6 separate regions of the Homo sapiens genome follow, and all the other regions are linked to region 1. The links are chromatin contacts, found by Hi-C or POLR2A ChIA-PET in ENCODE. All regions are on one chromosome and are shown on one strand. The core of a region is the stretch at or near the end of the contact, and the rest is flanking DNA. Distances in the headings are between cores, read along the strand shown. Region 1 holds the start of JAK1 (Janus kinase 1). Region 2 overlaps PDE4B (phosphodiesterase 4B). Region 3 overlaps LOC105378776 (a long non-coding RNA gene). Region 4 overlaps PDE4B (phosphodiesterase 4B). Region 5 overlaps ROR1 (receptor tyrosine kinase like orphan receptor 1). Region 6 has its middle 140 kb from the start of SGIP1.

Region 1 (3,486 bases), core at 346-2,845:
CTTTACATCCTCACCTGAAATGCTGTTCTTTCACGTCTCTGTCTCCCTTCATGTCAGTCTCACCTGTTCTTTATGGTCCAGCTCAATAAAAACCCCTACCACTTCCTGAGCCCATGCCATGTGGGCTATATTATCATAGTTCACCTTCAGCAAAACCCCTTTAAGGAAGGCATTATCCCTATTTAACAGGTGAAGAAAATGATGCAAACAGCCCTGAGGTGTTGTTCAGAGTGTGGCAGATGAGACAAGACTTGCACACAAACACCCACAATGCAGGCAACCCGGGTTGCCTCCCTGTCTGCTCTGATCTCCGGTCTTCTTTGGTCCTCTTTTCTGTACTTCTGGAAGGCACTTTGGAGATCCTTTTGTCTGCTGCTCCACTGAGAATTGAGTCAACTAAGAATTGTTTAGGGCAACACAGGTGGTTACTGGTGGAGGCCAAACCTCAAATTCAGTAGTCTAATTCGGATGCTTGACTTTATTCCACACCCAGAATATCTTGCTCAGTTTCAGTTGCAGTAACTCAAGTGATCAGGAACTGTCCAGCAGGGTTAGTGAAGTCAGCACAGGTGGGGCAGCCTCTGTCCACAGCCCTGAAGCTGCAGAATTCTGACCGTGCACGGCCTCGGAGGATTTTCATCCAGGGATTGTCAGGGGGAAGTCGCTGGAGTGTTTTAAGCATGGGAGTGTGTGGAACAGATTTGAATTTTTAAAAGTTCATTGTAGAGAATTAATTGGGGGCTGGAGTGAATGGAGTGACGATTTAAGAGATGTTCGTGGTCCCTTCAGGTGAGAGATGGTGGCAGCTCGGACCGTGTTGCCGGAACATAGACAAGTGAACTGATTGGAGAGATACCTAAGGAAATAAAATTGTTAGGATTTGTCCGTGGACTGCCTACGAAGTATGAATCTTGGCTACAGTGTGACCTTGATTAAGACACTAAAGACTTAATTTGTTCCTCATGGATAAGATGATGCTACTACTTTGAGAGGTTATTAGTAAAAAATGAAAAGCGCTGTACATGCATTAGGTATCAGTGAATGTAGTTCTAATTCCTATTATGCATATGCTTTTTTTTTTTTCGTAAAGAGCTTTTAAAATACGGAATGGGTTGGATCTGCAGTAGCTTGTCCAAGCTGGGGGCTGTATTGTTAAATTCTTTTTAGTCTAGTGCTCCACTAGCTCCTCTCCTACTGAGCTGGGGTAAGAAGCGGAGCGTATACGGAGGAGGCGGGATGCATTTCTGCATCGAGCGCACAAAGGTGTGGCGGAGGGGGCTCCAGAGCTGGGAGGGGTCAATCTACGGGCGAATCCTGGCAATTTTACTCCCCGCGATAGATGACCTCGCGTCCTAGATGAGTTTCTAGATTCTAGAATCTAGAGGACGCGGTGAACAGAGACGAGTGGGGGCAGCTTCGCGAGCGAAGCCGGATGGGGGCGGGGCGGGTAGGCCGGAGGCGCAGAGTCTCCGCCGGGACCGCGACCCCGCCCCGCTTTCCGGGGCTGCCGCTGGTGACGTCGCGAGGGGGTGGGCCCGGCGGCCACGGGGGTGGGGCCGGCCGCGGGGCGGGGCGGGGCGGGACGGGAGGCGGTGCGTCGCTGAGCGCAGGCCGCGGCGGCCGCGGAGTATCCTGGAGCTGCAGACAGTGCGGGCCTGCGCCCAGTCCCGGCTGTCCTCGCCGCGACCCCTCCTCAGCCCTGGGCGCGCGCACGCTGGGGCCCCGCGGGGCTGGCCGCCTAGCGAGCCTGCCGGTCGACCCCAGCCAGCGCAGCGACGGGGCGCTGCCTGGCCCAGGCGCACACGGAAGTGGTGAGTGTCACCGGGGGAGGTGGAGGAGCCGGGGCGGCCGCGGTCGGCAGGCGAGGGGCGCGCAGCCCGGACTGGCCGGAGGCGCGGCCACCGCTCTTGGTCGGTCCTTAGGCTGCGCGGCCCGGGCTGCTCCTGAGCGCAGCTCAGGACCCCGCGGCTCGGGCGGGGAAGGCGGGGATTTCCAGCCCCGCGGAGCCGGCGGGCGGCGAGGAGGTCGCCGGGCGGGGGCCCCCGGCCGGGAGAAGAGCGGTTAAGCCAGGCCGCCCCCTCCCCCAGCGCGCACGGCAAGTTTTCATAAACAAGCCCGGAGCGCGCTGTCTGACATCCTGTTTATACCACCCCGAGATACAGGCGCGGGCTGGAGGGCTGACGTCCCTAGCTCCTTGTACCGCGAACTTGACCGCCAGCTCCCGGCCGGGGTGGCAGCGCAGAAAGGTTTTCTTCTTCGGCCCCAGGAAGGAGGCTGAGGGTCTTAGCTTTTTTCCTTCCTTGCGGTCTCAGCGAGGGAAAGTTTCTGGGATTTGGAGCTGGGTGTTGGGCGTCCGCGAACTCGGGAAACGCCCCCTCCCCTCTTAGGTTCTGTTAGGAACCAGGCCTCAGGTAGCCAGCGAGAAGTGGGAAAGGAGACCCTGGGCGAGAGGACCAGGGAAGGGGAACAGTGGGAGAGAACTACCCGGGGAATTGCGAATCCCACTGGAAAGGGACTGATTAACCGAAACTGGGGCTGGTCTCTGGCTCCCTCACTCCAACTCCATCCGCGCATCGTCGGCGACCGGGAGCATCGGAGGACTAATAGACACTCCTCCAAAGTCACTCCCCAGGGTCCCTGGGATGTGGGCTCCTTGGATGTGTGTTTACCACGGAACTTCTAGATAAAAGATGCGATGTTTGCCAGGTGTTTGTGCACACGTTTTTTGGAGGGTTTGCACTCCATGATTTCCTGTGTGTTCCTGGGGAAGGGGACCCCGTCCTTCCTGCCACTCTTCTTACTACGTGGCTGTGAGCTGCCTTCTGCCCCTGGTTGAGTACATCGCTATACATGTCATTGACACTTTTCCCCCCAAGTCATAGGGTTTTTCTCTCACTGGCAGGAATTTACAGTGGTATAAAATTGTCATTACTTCTTTCAGGGAGTAAAACATGGGTAGTTAAGTGATGAGAATAATGCAGAGAGAGATGTAAATCAGGGCGTGTTTGGTTTTGGCTATTTTTTTATTTTTTGAAGAAAAGATTTGAGTTAAATATGGGTATAGGCACAGTAGATTTTGTTTAAGATGAGCAATTCGTATTGATTGAATCTTTGTTCTTCCCTTTCCAAAACCCCATTATGTGTTGTTTCTTGATTTTGCTTTTGGTGACTCTGATGTTTTCCAAGACCAGGGGATTATTTTCATTGAAGGATCAATGTGTTCTTTTGTACTTTGTGGTGAAGATTAATGGAGACCACCAGGGTTCCAGACATTTCTGGTACAATATGCTTTGTAATGTGGAGAAAATGTCTCCCCTGTATAGATCCAGATCACATTTAAAGATGTGAAGACATCATACTGGAATGACTTTGGACATTATAAATAGGAATAATCATAACCTCTTCTTAATTCTGTATATCATATTAACTAAGTGCTTTGACTGAGTCTTAGTTTCTGCAAATAGATACAAAACTATGTTTTTTTAC
Region 2 (3,793 bases), core at 996-3,495, 1.4 Mb before region 1:
TAGGAGCAGGTAGAAACTGAATCATAAAAGGCTATAAGAGGAAAGATTTCTCTGTTTATTTTCTTTCTATAGTCTTCCATTGCCACAGGACCCTGTTGGGATACATTGTCAATCACTTTCAATATGGAATCAGGGAGGTGGCTCTCAGCTGCAGGGCTGAAAATAAACCAAACTCCTCACCTTTCCCGCATAGTTTACTGAAGGGATCAGTGTACTCATGCAAGTCATTAACAGATGAATATCACCTTCCTCCTTCCCAGGCTTAAACTAATTCTCCTATGAGCCTTTTGCTAAGGGCACAGCAATGCTACCAAAAAACATAGTCATCTTAAGGCAACCATAAAACACACAACATGGCGAAGTATGCAAATGGAGGTCACTTAGTGTCAGAAACTAACCTAGTCCTTTAAATGTTGCTTAGCAACAACTGTTGGTTTTCCTCCTCCATAAGGGAGGGCCCAACCACACTGATGTGAAAGCAATCATTGCTCTCATCAAAAAGCACTTATGAAGGGCCCATTTATGTTGGGCTCTGTACAAACTAAGAAAGGCAGACATGGCCTTCAAGGAGCAGACGGCGGGGGGTGGAAGGGTATCTTTTACATTCTAGTATATGTAGAGTCCAGTTAGTATGACTAGTGTTTAACTGTGTGATGAGACACATTAAGAAATAGAATAGATATGAATTATGTTTGAAGTTAAGCCTGAGGAGACAGTTGAGGAGCTAGGCTTAGTTGGGCTTTCAGCATCTGACTCCCACATGGGAGTGTTTCTGTTGAGCCAGAGGCAGCCACAATGTAGTAGACAAATCTTGACTTTTCATTCTCAGCTCTCACTCTCCTGTGTAGTTACATCACCTCTCATGTGTAAAATGAGAATGATCAACCCTAACATTTCATACTTGTATGATAAATTCTGTGGCTGCCTCCTACAGTTTGGACACATTATTTACCAGCAACCAAGACTTCCCAGAAAACAAAACTCCCTCTACATGACTGAGGAAAACAACTCAAATTGAAAATGCTTCAGACCATAACAAAGGAAGGGAAGCATTTATCATCCCTCAGAGTTTCATAGTGTAAGACTTTTGGAATCTATTTATTAAGTTACACGTTTCATCCAGACTCGAAGGTAAAATAGCTCCTGGGTAAAACTGTGTCCCAAGGAGTTACTGGATTGGAAGGAAATGGGCATTATTTACTTTATTAAATTCAGTAGAGAAATCCACAAACAGGAACACATTATTTTAAAGATAAATGTGTCTCTACCATCTCATGTACACAGATACTATTTTCCCTAAGAATCTGCCTTCACAGGAAAACCCTGTTACAGCCTACCTAGAAATAATGTCCCCAGAGGAAATGGCCAATGCCCCTTTTCAACACAGACAAGCAAAATTTGTGAATAAACTCTAATAAAAAATTCCTCCGATGCCTTCTTAAGCTTATGCCCAACATTAGATTCACATACACTGCTAGAAATTGCTTCTATTTTTTGAAAAGGGAAGAAGGTATATTTTCTAGATATGTGATTTAATATTATTGGCCTAGAATATACCTTTTCTATAAAATTGTCTGATTTTTGGAATAAGTTCCTTTAATAGTGAAAAGTTATTTTAAAAGTAGAGAATAGGTAATAAAAGCTAAAATTCAATTACACTTGATAGGAACATTTTGTTTGATGGCTTCAATTTTTCTTTAGTTTTAACACTGCATACAGAGATTATTTCTTCTGAGCCAGTTTCTTCTGAAGTGATAGGACACTTCTTCACTTTTCTATATTTCTCATGGGAGAATTAGTTTGAGCTTTATGCAAAGATCCGCAGGCAAGATAGGCACTATCTTGGTAATGAGTTCTTAGTTAAACTAATCACATAGGAGGAGTGAACTGGAATGATCGCAGGCTCTTCTCAAATCTAAAATTTGGGGATTTTATGTTTTTGAGAATAAAACAGTCCAGAATAGTGATAACACAGGAAGCTAGTATAAAGCCCATGAAAGAGCTTCTTCTAAGACTAATTTAGGCCTGTTGAGGGTGACCTGAAAATCACTTAGGAGTGACTCCTAAGTGATTAAAACTATTCTTCACCCTATCAAAGACTAGCTAAAGCAGGTACCTTCCTCTCATGGATAACCTCAGGATGAGGTCAGTAGGAGAAAACTGTAAGAACAGAGAATAAAAAGGTGTCAAAGAGAGGAAGGCAGCCCCAGCAGTTAGTTACTCTTGTGGGTGGCCGTCTACGCAGGAGCCCAGCTGTGAGACAGGCGCCTTATTGTGTGGGATCTTCCTGTTTTTGCAGAATGAAACAACTGCCGAAGTCATTAAAGTCACAATGACTTTATTAGGGACTAACTTTTGACTCATGTTTTATACTTTGTTAGTCATAACTTAAAAAGAATTCCCGGGCATCAGGAAAGTGAAGGGGCTGAAAATTCCTCCTGAAGGCACAGAATGCCTTCAGTGCATTCTGTGCCTTCAGTGGTAGAAAGAAGTCGAAACTGCAGTGGTACAGTTTAGTGAGAAATGAAGTAAACAGAGTCTGTCCCTGTCTTAGCTCTGGCCCTAAGCAAATATGTAATCTTGGGTAAGCTGAATTAACTTCTTGGGGCTCAGTTTCTTTAGTGGTAAAATGGCTAGCTTCTAATCTTCCTTTTGACTTTCAGGAATTTTGCATGGGAAGAAATGAAGACCCAAAGAAGTAAAGCAAATCTAAGTTTTAAATGAAAAAGAAATAAACAGAATGAGGGATATAGTGTGCTTGTCTAAAACTCCTTATGAAACTAACAATTTCCACAATTCTTAACATTTCAGATTATTTGACAATGTGCATCTCATCTCTTCCCTCCTTTTTGTGTTTCCCTATAAACTCTACCAATCATTTGAAACTTGATGTCCAGTTTCTTTATTGACAGGTTTGTCTTATTTGAAAAGCAAGTGCAATTGAATTGAGTTGGTAACATGGTCAAAGAAGTAATAATGGACATGCAATTGTCCATTAACGTCTGCTTAATCAGCTAGTGTTCCATAATGGGTCATCTTAGCAAACAAGTTCTGCTGTACTAACATCTGCAGCAAACCTTTGGTGTGCCAGGGAACAAACACAGTGAGATCATTCTCACTGTCCATGTGCCAAATCAGAAAGAAACTCTTCTAAACATGTTAGAATTGAGTGCTTCTTGTCTTAACTGCTCAGCAACGTAGTAATCAATAGGTAAGTATACAACGAAAAACAAGCATGAATATATCTACCATTATTCTGCATCAAAAATTATGATGAAGCAACAATAGAATCAATTCTACTTGCTAGTTAGAGGACAAGTCTCTGCTCAAGTGACATATTAAAAGGCAAAGCAGGGAAAAACCATTAATGCCTTCATACAGAATTGAAAAATATCAAAAGATCAAACAAATTTGAATATAGCTGCTCTATAACTAATCTCCTAAATGAGATTAGGGCTTGAACAGCTCCCCAAATTATTACATATTTCTTCCTATCTATCTAACCCTTTTCTGCTGTCCATTTTTCTCAGAATTTCTGAAAACTTCTCAAGAGATGATATAACACACATTATTGGAACACTAAAAAATTGACGTTTCCTAGACCCAAAGTGATTCCCATAAGAATGTTTATAGCAATTTCTCATGATCCAACATTCTCTCAACTCTGAAAGTTGCTGCAGTGATGTAATCAAATGGACAAAAGATACTGTAACTATTTATACCTAAAGACTGATACATTCACTATGCATTTTAAACTATATATATAATATTTATAAACTATATTATGTTTCCA
Region 3 (3,478 bases), core at 546-3,045, 1.5 Mb before region 1:
ATACATACTTATAAGTGTGTATGTGTATATATATATAGAGAGAGAGAGGTGATATATATAAACAGTCATTCATCTGCTACCTAATAATGGTTCAGTCAATGACCACACATATGACATTGGTCTTATGAATTATAATGTTGTGTTTTTGCTGTATCTTTTCTATGTTTAGATACATAAATACCTACCATTGTGTTACAATGGCCTACAGGATTCAGTACAGTAACATGCTGTACAGGTTTGTAGCCTAGGAGCAATAGGCTATACCATACAGCCAAGGTGTAAAGTAGGCTATACTACTTAGGTTTGTGTAAGTTCACTTTACAATGTTTGCATAATGATGAAATCACCTAATGATGCATTTCTCAAAATGTACCCCCATTGTTAAGAAATCTAGGACCATATATATATCTATATATATAGATATAGATATAGATATATACACACACATATTCAGTGCACTTCATCAAAGCAGTTGTATGTATGGATAATAAGACCTAGAAAAGATGATTAAAATCATCAATGATTAGATAAGACCTAGAAAAGATTATCAAAATCACCAATCAGCAATGAAATGCAAATTAAAACCACCATGAGATACCACCACTCACCTATTATGGCTAAAAATAGAAAAAACTGAAAATATCAAATATTGCAAACATACAGAGTTTAGTGCTAGTACAGAACCTGCAGCCAGTTCTCCAAACACATTTCTAATTTTCTGTCTTTTGTCTAAACACCCACATACCTAATTAGTGAATTCAAGTCTCAGGTAAATGCAATTAAAGGAGACCTGAGGATGTGGTCCTCTGCCTTTCAAGTAGGGAATGCTGAACAATTGAGGAACTTCAGAGACTGGGAAGTTTTGAGAGTTTAATGCACATTGAAGTTTCAGAGGGCTCCCAACATGGATCAGGATTTAGGGGGTTCCTAACTGAATTATATGTGAGGCTGCCCCAGGAAGAAGATAGAAAGGAAGATGCATTGAGATACATATCAACAGGACATATTTTCTTCCCTGGACTCTCAGTCTCCATGGTAGTTCAAATATTCATCATGAATGGAAGTTTGATATTATAACTCCAGTGTCTGTTAGGAAGAAGAAAGAAATTAAAGGGGGAACAGCTACTGTGTCATGGAGAAACACCAGATGTGTGTACCTGGTGAGAATGACTCAAAAGTGCCAGGAAAAATTTCAGGTAGCATTTTCAAACAATCAGGATAATAAATCAAGTATTTCAAAACACAATGACTTAAGCTGTTGTTTCTGGTTAATAACAACACCACAATTCAGCAAGACTGTAAATAATGATGATTTTACTTAAGCAATTGTATTTTTAGCTAGAGAAGTACACATTCAGCATTGAAATCATGGAAGTGAGAATTTGGAATTATGAATTGTTCTGGACGTAGTTCCTCTCTTGCCCTAGCACTCTTCAGCTTTCTTCCTTGGTCAAAATTGCAAGGCTGTCTTGAACAGTCCTTTTAACCATCTGGTGCTTCAGCTTTCTCCTCTGCAAAATAGAAAAAAAACTTTGTACTATTTGTTTACAAAGAGCATACTAGGTTTCTAATATGTATTTCTTAAATAAATTGATGGTTTGTTTTTGCCAGCATTAAAGCGCTATCCAGGTCACGCTGATGACCATAATCTTCCAGGGCCTCTAAACCCTGCAAAGGATGTAAACTAGTTCCTGATTCCAACTGTAAAACCCAACTTCCTCATTTCAGTATAAATGATACATTAACAATGAGTCAATACCATGAAAGTGTGCATTTCCTAATACTGACATGCTTTTCAAAATTTCTCAGTGCTTTTTCTTTCATTTTAAGTTGGGGAAAAATCAGCAGCCCTCTCGTCACTACTACTCTTTTATATGAGCAAAATGAGGCTCTAATGACTGAATAACTTGCTTAATTTTATATAACAAAGACCCTAGATCTATTGATCTTTCTTCTATCCAGGTACATTTATTAATAGAATTGCCAATCCTCTGTTAAGTCCTAGGACAAATAAAAGTGTCTGATGCTCCATTAAACCTGCTCTTGGTACCAGATGGTAGATGTGAACCTGTTGTAAAAATTGACTGAAGGAGTGGTAGGAGTCGTATTGATAAAGGAGTATGGCTGTCCAGACTGGTTTAATCCCTAGTCACTTGAATCATCCTGACGTGTTAAAAAACAAAACAAAACAACCAAGAGGATGAGTGCATCAGAGAGGAAGGATATGGAAGATTTGTTTAGTCTTAGAAGTAGCACATTAATGCCAAACAATAGGATGACTTCGACTCCGAAATAAATTTGAAGGAATTTGAATTCCCCTTTCGAATTCGAACGGGAAGGAGAAGGGAATGATTTGAAAAGATTTTCAGTGCAAATCTCTGCCTTTTGGGCCACCCATCCCAGCCAGGCTAGTCATGGTGAGATCCAGAGTTGGGGCTAGAGGAAGGGGCGTTGTTGAAAAATAACATGAGTCACAATCCAATGGAACAAAAATGTCATTTCTAGAATATGATATTTAAAAAAAATAAAATGGGAGAAGAAGATGCTCACCTGGGTGTACTAACTTTGTAGCCATAAAAGTTACACAACTGCTGCTTTGAAATGCATACCATCTCAAGGAGGCCTATAGGAAGTCCTGCCCCACATTTTGCTTGCCTACAGGGTCTGCTATTATAGATGCAGTTAGGAGATTAGAGCTGGCCATTTCTGGCCACATCCGTTATTGCCAACCACTATGAGAACATTTATAATTCTGAATCAGGATATAAGAATGAGACAGGCTCTAGAACACAGTTTCTATCTTTGGCACTATTGACATTTTGGGTCTGATAATTCTTTTTATGGAGAATTTTCCTGTGCATTGTAGGGTATTTAGCAGCATTCCTGGCCTCTGCCTGTTAAACACCATAAGTAGCTCCCCAATGGTGACAAACAGAAGATGTCTTCAAATATTGTCAAATGCCCTTTGGGAAGCAAAATCATCCCCAGTTGAGAACCACTGCCCTAAAACACTGTAGGCAATCTTTGTCACATCTTCCACACATAGAAAAACTTTTTGTTTTGTACAAATGTTTTCTCTACAAAACCTGGAGGGTGATCTGGGAATAGCTCAACAAAGTTCAGTGAAAAAAATTGTCACTCTTTATATTTATATCCTTATAGGAAAAATAAAATACAAGATGTTTAGAAAAATATCAAATATTAAATTTATATAAAGGTTCCAAATAAAATAATTTTAAAAAATTAGAAATTTGAACTTATTACCATTGACATATCTTTTTACCAACAGATACCATATTCAAAATAGCTATGCAAAACTCTGAGTAAGACTTCTTAATGATGATTGTTTCAAATTCCTAGTGGTGTGTATCAACAAGAACCTTCATTCCCACAATAAGATAATTTAAAAAATTAAAACCATTGTTTACAACTATTTGAAGATTTGCAACATTTGAAATTAAAGAACCTAATAGCTTAT
Region 4 (3,666 bases), core at 935-3,434, 1.4 Mb before region 1:
ACAAAGGTTAAAAAAAGAGACCAGGCAAAAAACATTGTTCTGTCTTGGAGAGGGTTCAGTGCTGGGTGGGGAGACATCTGAGAACAGATTATTGCAATTAAGTGAGAAAAGCTGAAAGTTAAATTGCCTAGAGTGTGCATTCTTCTGATCTTCCTGTTAATTGAAATTTTACATCATCAACATCCAGATTGATGCAACAAATGTCTGAGCATGAACGCTGTGCCAGGAGGAGAAAGTACTAGGCATGGTTTCTGCACTCATGAAGGGTCTAGTTAGCTTGGATGCCTGAGGTCTGACCTGGTTCTTGAGATTTCCGTATAGGAAACTAGTGAAACTGTGCAGTTTCATCTTACCTAAAAGTTAGTTAGAAGTCAGCCAGTAAGATAAAACCAGGATATAACAAAATTTACTGTTTAAAATAGCTATATTGGGCATAATATGCTGTCCATGATGAGTTCACAATGAATATCTGAAGACAGTGGGGGTGAAAGAACACCTCAGCTGCAGGCATGATTCTCTGTTTTGGAGCGGTGGATCTCTACTCCAATTGCACGTTAAGATTACCTAGGGAGAGACTGGGTGCAGTGCCTTGTGCCTATAATCCTAGCACTTTGGGAGGCTGAAGTGGGCAGATTGCCTGAGCTCAGGAGTTCGAGACCAGCCCGGGCAACATGGTGAAACCCCATCTCTACTAAGATACAAAAAATTAGCCAGGTGTGGTGGCATGCACCTGTAGTCCCAGCTATATGGGAGGCTGAGGCACAAGAATTGCTTGAATCTGGGAAGTAGAGGTTGCAGTGAGCCGAGATCATGTCAGTGCACTCCAGCCTGGGGGAAATTTTTAAAATCTGATGCCCAGGGCTTTGCCCAAGATCAATTCAATCAGAAATCTGGGAGGAGGATGGGCCCCAAACAAGTGTTTTTAAATATATGTATTTCCCACATGATTCTTATTTGCAATAAGGGTTAATTAAGAACCTCTTCTCAGTAGAAAACAAACCTGCAAATATTTCTAGCTCTGGGCATTGTAAAACTCACACCTCTGGCTATTGTAAGCAATTTATTTTGCTCCTTTTCAAACTCTCAGAGATGGTGAGGCACAATCAGATATCAGAGATGATGGAAAATGTTGGAAATAGCTCTGCAACTAGCAGGCAAGCTGGTTCTGAAATGTCGGCTCATCTTAATTTCAGCTGTGTTTAGAGAAGACCATCTTACTGGTTCACAGAGCACTCCCTTGTGGCTAAATTATTATGGGCCAACACCGATTCTTGTTTGCAACCTTCTGCAACAAACACACACATAAACACACACACACACACACACACACACACACTCTTCTCAGGATAAAATATTTTAAAATGCTGACTTTAAGATTTCAACAAAGCATTAAGTATTTTTCTTATATATAAAAAGTTCTTTCCAGAAAGAAAATCCTAGCCATATGACCAACAAGAGGCTGCATGGATCACTGAGAAAACCCTGAGTGTCCACCCATGCTCTGTGGGTTGTGGTTTAAGATGACTCTTTGGACCTCAGATTCTTCATGTGTCAAATGAATCAATGGGACTCTCTGACTGCATTATACTAATGTTCTATAATCTATGATTCACTTTTCTAGAGGACTCAGCCAAGTTGGGGATTCCCTTATTTATCTAGTAGATTAAACTCTTCAGACTCTTAAAGAGGTAGAAGGAAATAGTTCGAGATGAGCAAAGTGGTTTTGTTTTGTTTTCCTTCCTCAACCCCCTTCCTGCATCATTGAGCTGGGTGAACAGTTGCTAAGAAAAAAGCGAAATGTTCCAAACTAGGGGACTTTTTGGACATAGATTCTGAAACTTCAGTTGTGATGTTGGCTGGACACAGTGGTTGGCTTTCTTTGTGGGGAATGGCACAAGAGAAGAGAAAGATCTGCTTTTCATATGTCAGAACTAATTGTGAAATAAGTGGGCCTACAGACTAATCTAATCATGCTTTTCTTTATTCACCTCATATAAAAGTCTCTTTAGAATGCATTTGAACACAATATATAATAATAATACTATAACATACATTGTGAGAAACATTTGAAAATGATAAAATGTCCACCTGAAACAATGCAGTGTTCATAGACATACATTGGTCATGCACATTTGTGCCATTTTCTGTAATTACTGAGTCACAATGCTGAACTGAAAGCATGAAACATATTTTACAAACTGAAACTGACATCAGTAAGAGGCCTAACAAGTGTTATCAGAAGAGGCTTCACATTTGCGTAATTTGCTACATCAGTTCACATTTTATTATAAAAATTCACATTGTTTTATTGTTTTCTTTTGTAATGAACTGGAACATGACATTCCTGCTTAATGGCAGGCAGGAGGCTACCTCTTCAAAGTCAGTAGTTCGGGAGCATTCAGAAGAATCATCTGTGAGCAAATGTAGTGTTTCCTTTTGAACCAAAGCCACAATGATAGTAGGATCCAGTTATAACCCAACTCATGCCCACATAGATTTGGATAGAACCTGGGTAAAAACTACATCCCATTGCCCCCTGCCCCTATCAAGCTATACAAAAGTAAAAGCTCAGTATAAACCATTTAGTATCTAATGTGAGAATATTGTTTCCAAAACTGGTTCATAAAGGGGTTGTGCAGAAGTAGCAACTCAGGCAGGGAAAGGGCAGACCCTTTGAACAAAAGCCCACCCCTGTCCTCTCTGCCAAGGGGGCCATATGTCTCTACTAAGTGACGTTTGGGTTATATAATACACAATACAAAACATTACAAGAAAAAGTCGTAACTCTTAGGCAGAGTTTTCTACACAAATTTAACACCACCATTGGCAGGCAATGTTAGATATATAAATTAATAACTTACAAAACATTACATTATATACATTAAGTAATAAATACACGGTTATAAACAGGAATGGAGGTGTTAGCGCAGAAGGCAGTGCAAGAGAAGGACGGCAGCATTACATTGAAAACAGCCTAACGGGGTGAAGAGAGGAGGTAGGGAACAGGGCCAGGGACTGTACAACTCCTGTGGGGGGCAGGGTCCAAGACACAGCAGGGCACACTGCTGAGTTCTATGCAGACTCTCACGGTGAACGACACCACTGCTCCTTTCTACCCCCTAATTTGTTCAATTTTATTCTGTTTACAGCAAAAAGTTAAAAGTACTGTTGGAGGCAGGCAAACAGAGAGAAGTTTTAAGAGTGACTGTGGAGTTGGACTGGACAACAGGGGAAGGAAGTAAAATGTGGTTAGAAGTGTATCCTTTCTGTCTGTTTGCAAAAGTAACTGTAGTAAAGTGAAGGATATTGCCCAAGAAAGAAGGAAGACTATTTTCTTTCCCTTTTCCAGAAAGAGTCAAAAAAGTTTGTCAACTTTGAAAGCTTATCTGTGTAGAAGTTGATACTAAACTCCAGGTATTCAACAGGCATTTTAAAGACATGAAAATGTTTTACAAAAAAGGCACACAGGTTGGCAGACAAAGGGACAAGTGAGAAGATTCATAAATGAAGTTATTAGTCAGTGAGTTCAGTCACTGTCGGGGATAAGTTCCCGAAACTTAGTGCAGAATGATCTCTCAGTTTTGTGTCTTCCATTTTCAAGCCATGTGTCTTGATCAGAATCGGCCCCCAGCAACAGCTTCAGCCCTCTCCACCAAGCTTGCCATC
Region 5 (3,635 bases), core at 312-2,811, 1.1 Mb after region 1:
CCAGTTTCGTCTTTCTCACTTTGCCAACTCACTACCCAGTGCCCAGAAGGAGGGATTATGCATAAGGCAGTGGTTTTGGTGTATAAACAATAAAGAATCAAGTCCTTTTTGCTCTTCCTTCCTTATATTTCTCTTACCCACCTGTCCCAAAAACCTCCCCTGTGCTACAGGAGCCCCATCCTGAACATGATCAGTATAAACATCAGCTTCACAAAAATCAAGTGCACAAATGTAAGGTGTCTGTGGTGTGTGAAGATGATGGGAGGCTATATGTCTATGTATGAGGAATGCATTAATGAATGGGAAGGGTTTTTGCAGAGATCAATGCAATGGCATTTGATATCACCATCAAATTGCTTTCTCTTATAAACTTTTAGAATATAGTAGTCTCCCCCCTTATCTGTAGTTTTGGTTTCCATGGTTTTAGTTACCCAAGGTACCATGGTCTGAAAATATGGAATGGAAAATTGCAGAAATAATTCGTAAGTTTTAAATTATACACCATTCTCAGTAGCATAATGAAATCTTGGGCCATCCTGCTCCATCCTGCCCAGAATGTGAGTCACCCCTTTGTCCAGCATATTCCCACTTTCTATGCTACCTGCCCATGAGTCACTTAGTAGCTGTCTTGGTGATCAGATCGACTGCCACAATATCACGCACTTATGTTCAAGTAACCTTAATTTTACTTACTAAGAGTCCAAAAGCACAAGAGTAGTGATGCTGGCATTTGGATTTGCCAATAAACTATAAAGTGATAAGGTAAAAGATTGAAGTGAAAAGGTGAAAAAGATCTTGACTTAATGAGGAAAGAAAAAAATCGTATGCTGAGGTCACTAAGATCTACAGTAAAAATGAATCTTCTATGCATGAAATTGTAAAAAAGGAAAAAGAAATTCATGTTTAGTATATATAGAATTTGGTACTATCTGCAGTTTAGGCATCTACCAAGAATCCTGGAACATATTCCCAGGACACAGATAAGGGGGGACCACTGTATATCTCTTGACCCACTTTGTATAGCACCATCCAGAGATTACCGATACTTTTGATACCATTAATTGATGAAAAGACAGCTGCTTCGTTTCTTAGAAACACGGAAGCCTGTAAATGTAGCAAAGGCAACCAGAAAAAAAATAAGAGTCCATATGTCCACGCCCAGTCAGTAAACAACAAAATTAAGAAACCCACAAAAACCTTTTAACCTGGACATCATGAAGGATACTCTTGAAATGGTGTCATCAAAAATCAGCCTCTTTTCTATTCATATGGCATATTAGCAAGCACAGCAAACAAGTAAATAACCATCTTCAAGGCCAAATTTAATGAATTCTTTTTTTACCCCCCTCTTTTATCCCAGTCTCTATCTCTGCACTTCCAGGAGCTAGGTTTTCTCATGGCTGCTGCTCCTCTCCCACATGATGTAAGCAGAGAGCTGGAGAAACAGGGCCCTAAGCTGGGGACTGTGAGCAGCAAGCCTCTGACATCACTGGGTAGCAGGAAGTACCACAGGAGTCTGAGGTTTCACGCCTCACTGCCCTCTCAATACAAAAATCCTCCCAGTGACACTGTGCCCAGAAGATGTTTACTGCCTAAGCACACAGTCAATCTCCCCTCGAAGAAACATGCACAATCTCCCCTCGAAGAAACACAGTGGTAGACTGTGTCCACCACTCTAGAGACAGGGAAACCGCACCCTCTGCGGCTGACACCATAGAAATGAACTCATCTTTAAATCTGCCGTGCTGCTTTTTGCTTTCTTCTGCCAGCTGGTCCTTGGCAAAGCTACTTGATAAATCCAAACACATCAGTTTCACTGGCCACTGAAGGGCCTGTGCTTTTGGGAAACAGGCTTGCCATAAAGCTAGTCTTTGTGACGGCAGCTTCTGGTCTCTCCTGTCACCCCTATTGCCCTTCCCTGTTCTGTCTCTAGAAATCACAGACTGCATAGCTAGAAGGGCCTCAAGTCCTACTCCCTCCACTCTGCAGATGAGAAAGCCTAAGTTTAGAGAAGGTTGGCAACTTGTCCGAGTTTACAGGGCTCATTAGTGGTGGCAGAGCTTAGCCAAACCCAAGACTGCTGTCCAGTATGGACTTCCATAAGCATGGGTTTTACTGTAAGAAAAAAAATACTGGGTTTCAGTCCTCAGTGGCTAATCACTGGTTGGTGACCTAGGGCAAGTAACATTTATCTATCTGCCTTCTCAGGCTTTCACATCTGTAAAATAGACAATAAATATACAATAAACATAGTTACAGCTCACTACATGGATGTGAAACTGTGATACTTTCAAGTGTTTACAGGAATATGATTTGTGCTTTTTGTACAAATCATACCTTATAAACCACACTCAAGTCTCCTTAATGTGCTTAAAGACCCATGAAACCTCTGGGTCAGACAGATTCTTAACTCATCTTTTCAGATCCAATTTGTTATCATCTCCTTCAGAGCCTCCTCTGCCCTCCCAGATGCAGCGAAGTGCCCAGCTCCCCCGTACACATCTATCTTTGCACCATAGTATAACCGTTCCTTGTACCTTTTCCCCTATTCAATTGTGAGATTCAAGGAAATGAACTGTGTCTTAATCATAGTCCATTAATCTTTGCATTTCCAGCACCTAGCACTATTCATGGTCCATTAGAAGTGAATTAATGAATGCTTATTGAATTAAAGTAGAAGTGAATAAAATCACTAAGTAGTAGGGACAAACTAAAGGTGAATATACTTTCCTCCTTTGACTTGCTGAATTAGAGTTCTCCAGTGAACCAGAACCAAGAAGATATATATATGTAGAAATTCATTATGGGGGTTGGGTCATACAATCATGGAGGCTGAGCAATCCGACAATATGCCATCTCCAAAAGCCAAGTGAGAGAACCAGAAAGTCAGTGGTATAATGTAGTCTGAGTCCAAAGGTCTGAGAACCAGGATTAGGGTAGCACAGGTGTAAGTCCCAGCGTCCAAAGGCCCAAGAACTAGGATCTTTGATGTCCACAGACAGAAGAAGATAAGTGTCCTAGCTCAAGGTGACATCAAATTCACCCATCTTCCATCTTTCTGTTCTACCGGGCCCTCTGCAGATTGGATGATGCATACTCGAGGCATGAATATCTGAGGGCAGATATTCTGTACTCAGTCTACTGATTCAAATGCTAATTTCTTCTGGAAATCTTCACAGGCACACCCAGAAATAATGCTTTACCAGTTACCTGGGCCTCCCTTAGCCTAGTCAAGTTGACACCTAAAATTAACATCACACTTACCAATCCTGAAATGACATTCCTAGGCAACCGCTCACACCTGCAAGTCTTCCCATGAGGTGCATTTCCAGGCAACACACCTTCAACAGCTCTAAGTGCCTCAGACAAAGGAGTCCTCACCACCATCCTGTAGTCAGGAGGCATGAAATAATATTTCTGAAATATTTTCACATCCCTCTTTGACAGTCTCTAGGGTATTTCCAATTTACCACAACGAAAAGAGAAATACTTTTATTTTGCTGTTTCTTGTAACAACAGGGCCCTAATGATGCAAAGAGATGGAAACAATAATATAACCAATCAGGCATAGGAGAATTTCTTAGCAAACTGGAACTTGTGACTGCTGCAAATCTCAAGAACAGTGAGGGAATCAG
Region 6 (3,611 bases), core at 104-2,603, 1.4 Mb before region 1:
ACCTGGCTAATTTTTGTATTTTTTGTAAAGACAGGGTTTCACCATGTTGGCCAGGCTGGTCTCAAACTCCTGGCCTCAAGCAATCTGCCCCCCTCAGCCTCCCAAAGGGCTGGGATTATAGGCATGAGCCACTGTGCCTGGACAGGCCTATATTGTTAATGGATAATAGTATTCATTCCTACTGGATCCAGATATACCCACTGAGTCTCAACACATTATTCCCATAGCCATTAATTATCCTCAGAATTGGATGTAAGTTGAAGGCTGTTTGTCATACCTTCACAATATGATGGATACTAACCATATGTTAGTATATAATACAATGATATGATGTTGTGTTAATCATAACCTAAACAGATTACTTGCAATTTTACAGCCCTTGTAAAAAAATCTTAATTTTTTTTATCTGAATCCCTCCCCATCCTTTTAGAACAAAGACCGATTCTATATGATAACCAGTGTTCTGCATACTCTGGCCCCTTCCTGCCTTTCCAACCTCATCTTGAACTTCTTTAACCCATTTTTTCTGTGGTCTAGACACAGAGAGAATCTTTCAGTTCCTCAAATAGTCTATGCTCCTTCTGCCATAAAGCCTTTGCTCATGCTTTTCTTTCTGTCTGTGATATTTATCCTTTCCTTCTCTTCTTCCTTTAGACTTTTGCATGCTGTCTCTTGGGCCCTTGGCTAGATCAGACCAGACTACCATCTACCCCTTTAAATTCCATCCAGCTGTCTTTAATGGTGCTTATCATCATTAGTGAACATGCCATTCAGTGTGTCATTATTTAATCTTTGTGTCACTCCTCCATTAACCTTCTAACCCTCAGATCCAGCACATAGTAGGAAGACAATAAACAACAAATACAGATGAATGTCTTCAAATTCTGAATCAATTACAGGAGGCTCCTGAAATACCAGGTTCCTCTGTGCTTTGTGCATTTTAATTTTCAGTATTAATCACAATTAAATGTACAGAAGACTAGGTCAGGAAATAACTTATTTGTAAAATAAGGCAACGTTAGTAAGATGGCAGCCCTTCCCTCCCTGGTGGTCCTCTAGTCACATATATGTGTTTTCCAGCACATGCTTTCTTGTTGGGCTGCTTCGTTTCCATCCAGTGGCGTCGGACACCACGACAGAGGGAAAGGTAGAAGTGCTAGGGTCAGCCTGGGGTTTGTGTTCCAGCTCGAATACTCTGTAGCTGAGCAACATTAGTCACATTGCACATTATTTCTCAGTTTCCTCATCTGTTAAGTGCTTCACTCATAGGACTGTGGTAACACTCTAAATGAGTTATGAGTCTGAAGCACCCACCCGGCACAGAGTCTGATTTGTTGTCTGAGAATTATTTTCCTTCCCCTAGTGTACACTATATACCTGCTAAAACAACAGTGCATTTCTTAAATCAAGTTATATGATTAAAATAGCTGACACTATGTCATGTACATTGTTCTAAGATTTCCCCCATATTAACCCATTGAAAACTCACAAGAGCCCTGTGAAGCAAATACTGGTAATTTCAGCCTCATTTCATGCATGAGGAACTGAGATTCAGAATGATTAAGTAACTAGCCCACAGTCAGGCCAAAATTTAATCCCAGCTAGTCTGGTATGTTCTTATACTGCAACATGATCCTGTGTCTCAGCTGGAGAATTAGCAAGGAACGATGGGCAATGAAGAGCTGGTTTTGAAAAGAAAAATCTCTCCCAATTCTACTATTATCTGGGTGACCTTGGCCAATTCAATTCTCTCTTCTTTAAAATGGGGATACTATCCCCTGTCTCCCGTGTGGAAGCTGAATGAGATGGCAAATGTAAAACCCTTGTACACATTTGTCATTTGCCTGTGGCTAAGACAATTTCTCTTTCTTCTTATAGAAGTATAACCTTTAAGTTTTCTCACCAACAACCTGGCCAGGGTAACTTTGGCCTTTGGCCAGCTCTAGAGCTTCTCGAACAAAAATTGTTGACATTGAGCCCACACAAAGCTGGAAACTCCCAGAGGGATAACTGTGCAGGCTCTGACCCAGCAAGATTTCCCCTGAATTCTACAGAGTTTCAACACATCTGAAACTCTTAGAGAGTAAAGCCCAAAGCTCCGGAAACAGAGAGCCTGGAAAGGAGAAGAAGGAGCTCTACTCTTTTGAAAGAAGGGGAATCTTGGTGATTAAATTTCACAAATGTGGCTCCAGCCATACCGCCCCTGACCTTAAGAACTGTCATGAATGTCTCTCTAGGAAACACTCCTCACACACACACCACCCCAGCATCATCCAGAGTGACGATTGTTAAAAGAAAAAAAATTATCTGACATTGACGTTTGCATTGTCAGAGGCTCCCTGCTCTATAAAGGAGAAGTGTCTGCCCAAGGTGGCCTTACGGTAGATGTAGAGCCCTGGGGAGGGGCTTTGAGTCTGCAGCATGCTTCAACCCTCATCCACGAAAGGGAGAAAATCATGGCTACCTCCTATGGTTATTGTGAAGAGGAAATGCAATAATAAACGTTCAGAGGCTAGGACAAGGCCTAGCCCTTGGGAAGCACCCAATGAATGGCAGTTATCATTGTGGTTGTGTTGTAACAGCAGCTAGGCCACTTGCCCAAGATCACCCAGCAAAATAAGTAAAGAAATGAGAACTGTAACAAACATCTCATGGACTGGCAGTCCCAGCTCTTTCTGCCATATGAAGCAGCCTCTCCCCTGTGTGTCTAACCGTCAGCTTCTTACTTTGTGTGGTGAAAGGGCTAAACCATATTAGAGAGTGTTGTGGGATAAGCAGTGTAAAAATGCCTCCCGCAACTCTCCACTTCACTCCATCCTATGAGATCCTACACCATTAAAATTACTCCCAGCCCCTTATCCCTCTGGGTTCTCTGGACCCCTGAAAGTCTCCCTGAAGCCTCAGGAACTCCCTGTGGGATAAAGGCACATGTAGATTTTTAAAAATGGTGTTTTACTCCAAATTCTTATGTTTTGCTAGGTAGTGGGTTCCAGGTGTGACATCTCACTGTCAAAGGGATATCTGTGACCCACAATAGTCCCGAGCCCAGGGATGGTGGATCTGGCTGTGTCCTGGCCTGGGTCAGCTTTGCCAGTAAAACAAAGGCCATGTTCCCGGTCCGCGTGAGGCCTGAGGGGATGGGACCCTTGTTCCCGTGGCAGCAGGTGTACAGGGGCAGGTGGCACTAACAGGTTGTGGAGATTTGAGCTGGGGAAGGCAGTCTGGTTGGTGGACAGGCAGGAGTTTGGGGGTAGACAGAATTACTTGTTTGCCTTAAATTAGCTTGGGATATTACATAGGTGATTTTGCTTCTCTGAATTTCAACTTCTCTGCCCGTGAGAGATCTTAATGCCCTTCTTGTGGGGCCCATGGGAGAATTCAGAGGGTAGTTCATGTAAAGTGACCCAATATGTGGCTGTTCACATACCCGTTCCTCTTCTCTTGGAATACAAATACAAATAATGGATCTGGGTCCCCGGAAGATGAAAGAAGAAGATTAAAAAGTTAACAACAATCCTTCAGAATTATTAATGTTCTATGCAATAAATTGTTTTATTGTCTCAATAGCCATATGAAATAGAGACCATTATTATGCCCTTTTGACAGGGAAA

The links. Hi-C counts contacts between places; a loop is a spot of excess contacts on that map. ChIA-PET counts read pairs that join two places held with the same protein, here RNA polymerase II (POLR2A). Pooled maps may share reads with other maps.
Region 2: a pooled map shows a loop between it and region 1 (2.4-fold over the local background). The contact joins the enhancer-like site here to the promoter of JAK1 in region 1. A Hi-C loop is called at or near these places in 2 of 50 pooled maps.
Region 3: a loop to region 1 is called in a pooled map, with 4 times the contacts of the local background. The contact joins the enhancer-like site here to the promoter of JAK1 in region 1. A Hi-C loop is called at or near these places in 4 of 37 single-sample maps with no recorded cell type and 3 of 50 pooled maps.
Region 4: a pooled map shows a loop between it and region 1 (7-fold over the local background). The contact joins the enhancer-like site here to the promoter of JAK1 in region 1. A Hi-C loop is called at or near these places in 7 of 37 single-sample maps with no recorded cell type and 6 of 50 pooled maps. POLR2A ChIA-PET finds 5 or more read pairs at or near these places in 1 of 52 experiments (OCI-LY7).
Region 5: a pooled map shows a loop between it and region 1 (6-fold over the local background). The contact joins the enhancer-like site here to the promoter of JAK1 in region 1. A Hi-C loop is called at or near these places in 4 of 37 single-sample maps with no recorded cell type and 5 of 50 pooled maps.
Region 6: a loop to region 1 is called in a map with no recorded cell type, with 9 times the contacts of the local background. The contact joins the enhancer-like site here to the promoter of JAK1 in region 1. A Hi-C loop is called at or near these places in 8 of 37 single-sample maps with no recorded cell type and 4 of 50 pooled maps.

The regions. Positions count from the first base shown.
Region 1 is chr1:64,964,658-64,968,143 of GRCh38, reverse strand. It overlaps JAK1 (Janus kinase 1), which reads left to right and starts at 1,595. Exons shown (of 25, transcript NM_002227.4): 1 at 1,595-1,811. RefSeq lists a silencer at 1,371-2,250.
Region 2 is chr1:66,348,768-66,352,560 of GRCh38, reverse strand. The region is part of intron 8 of PDE4B (phosphodiesterase 4B); the gene reads right to left. Among named protein-coding and RNA genes, the nearest start is that of SGIP1, 180 kb to the left of the region's middle. RefSeq lists enhancers at 541-590, 601-690, 2,283-2,332. Within about 2 kb of position 2,245, at least 24 of the 41 ENCODE cell types and tissues checked have a DNase peak (open chromatin) inside an H3K27ac peak, as active enhancers do.
Region 3 is chr1:66,437,473-66,440,950 of GRCh38, reverse strand. LOC105378776 (a long non-coding RNA gene) reads right to left here. Exons shown (of 3, transcript XR_947467.2): 3 at 1,298-1,511. Among named protein-coding and RNA genes, the nearest start is that of SGIP1, 95 kb to the left of the region's middle. Within about 2 kb of position 1,795, at least 6 of the 41 ENCODE cell types and tissues checked have a DNase peak (open chromatin) inside an H3K27ac peak, as active enhancers do.
Region 4 is chr1:66,372,874-66,376,539 of GRCh38, reverse strand. PDE4B (phosphodiesterase 4B) reads right to left here. Exons shown (of 17, transcript NM_002600.4): 17 at 1,966-3,666. Among named protein-coding and RNA genes, the nearest start is that of SGIP1, 160 kb to the left of the region's middle. RefSeq lists enhancers at 2,084-2,263, 3,210-3,259, 3,630-3,666. Within about 2 kb of position 2,184, at least 8 of the 41 ENCODE cell types and tissues checked have a DNase peak (open chromatin) inside an H3K27ac peak, as active enhancers do; they include OCI-LY7, where a contact is called at or near this core.
Region 5 is chr1:63,891,122-63,894,756 of GRCh38, reverse strand. The region is part of intron 1 of ROR1 (receptor tyrosine kinase like orphan receptor 1); the gene reads right to left. Among named protein-coding and RNA genes, the nearest start is that of ROR1, 120 kb to the right of the region's middle. RefSeq lists a silencer at 1,447-1,616. Within about 2 kb of position 1,561, at least 15 of the 41 ENCODE cell types and tissues checked have a DNase peak (open chromatin) inside an H3K27ac peak, as active enhancers do.
Region 6 is chr1:66,394,320-66,397,930 of GRCh38, reverse strand. No RefSeq gene overlaps it. Among named protein-coding and RNA genes, the nearest start is that of SGIP1, 140 kb to the left of the region's middle. RefSeq lists an enhancer at 449-628. Within about 2 kb of position 1,353, at least 5 of the 41 ENCODE cell types and tissues checked have a DNase peak (open chromatin) inside an H3K27ac peak, as active enhancers do.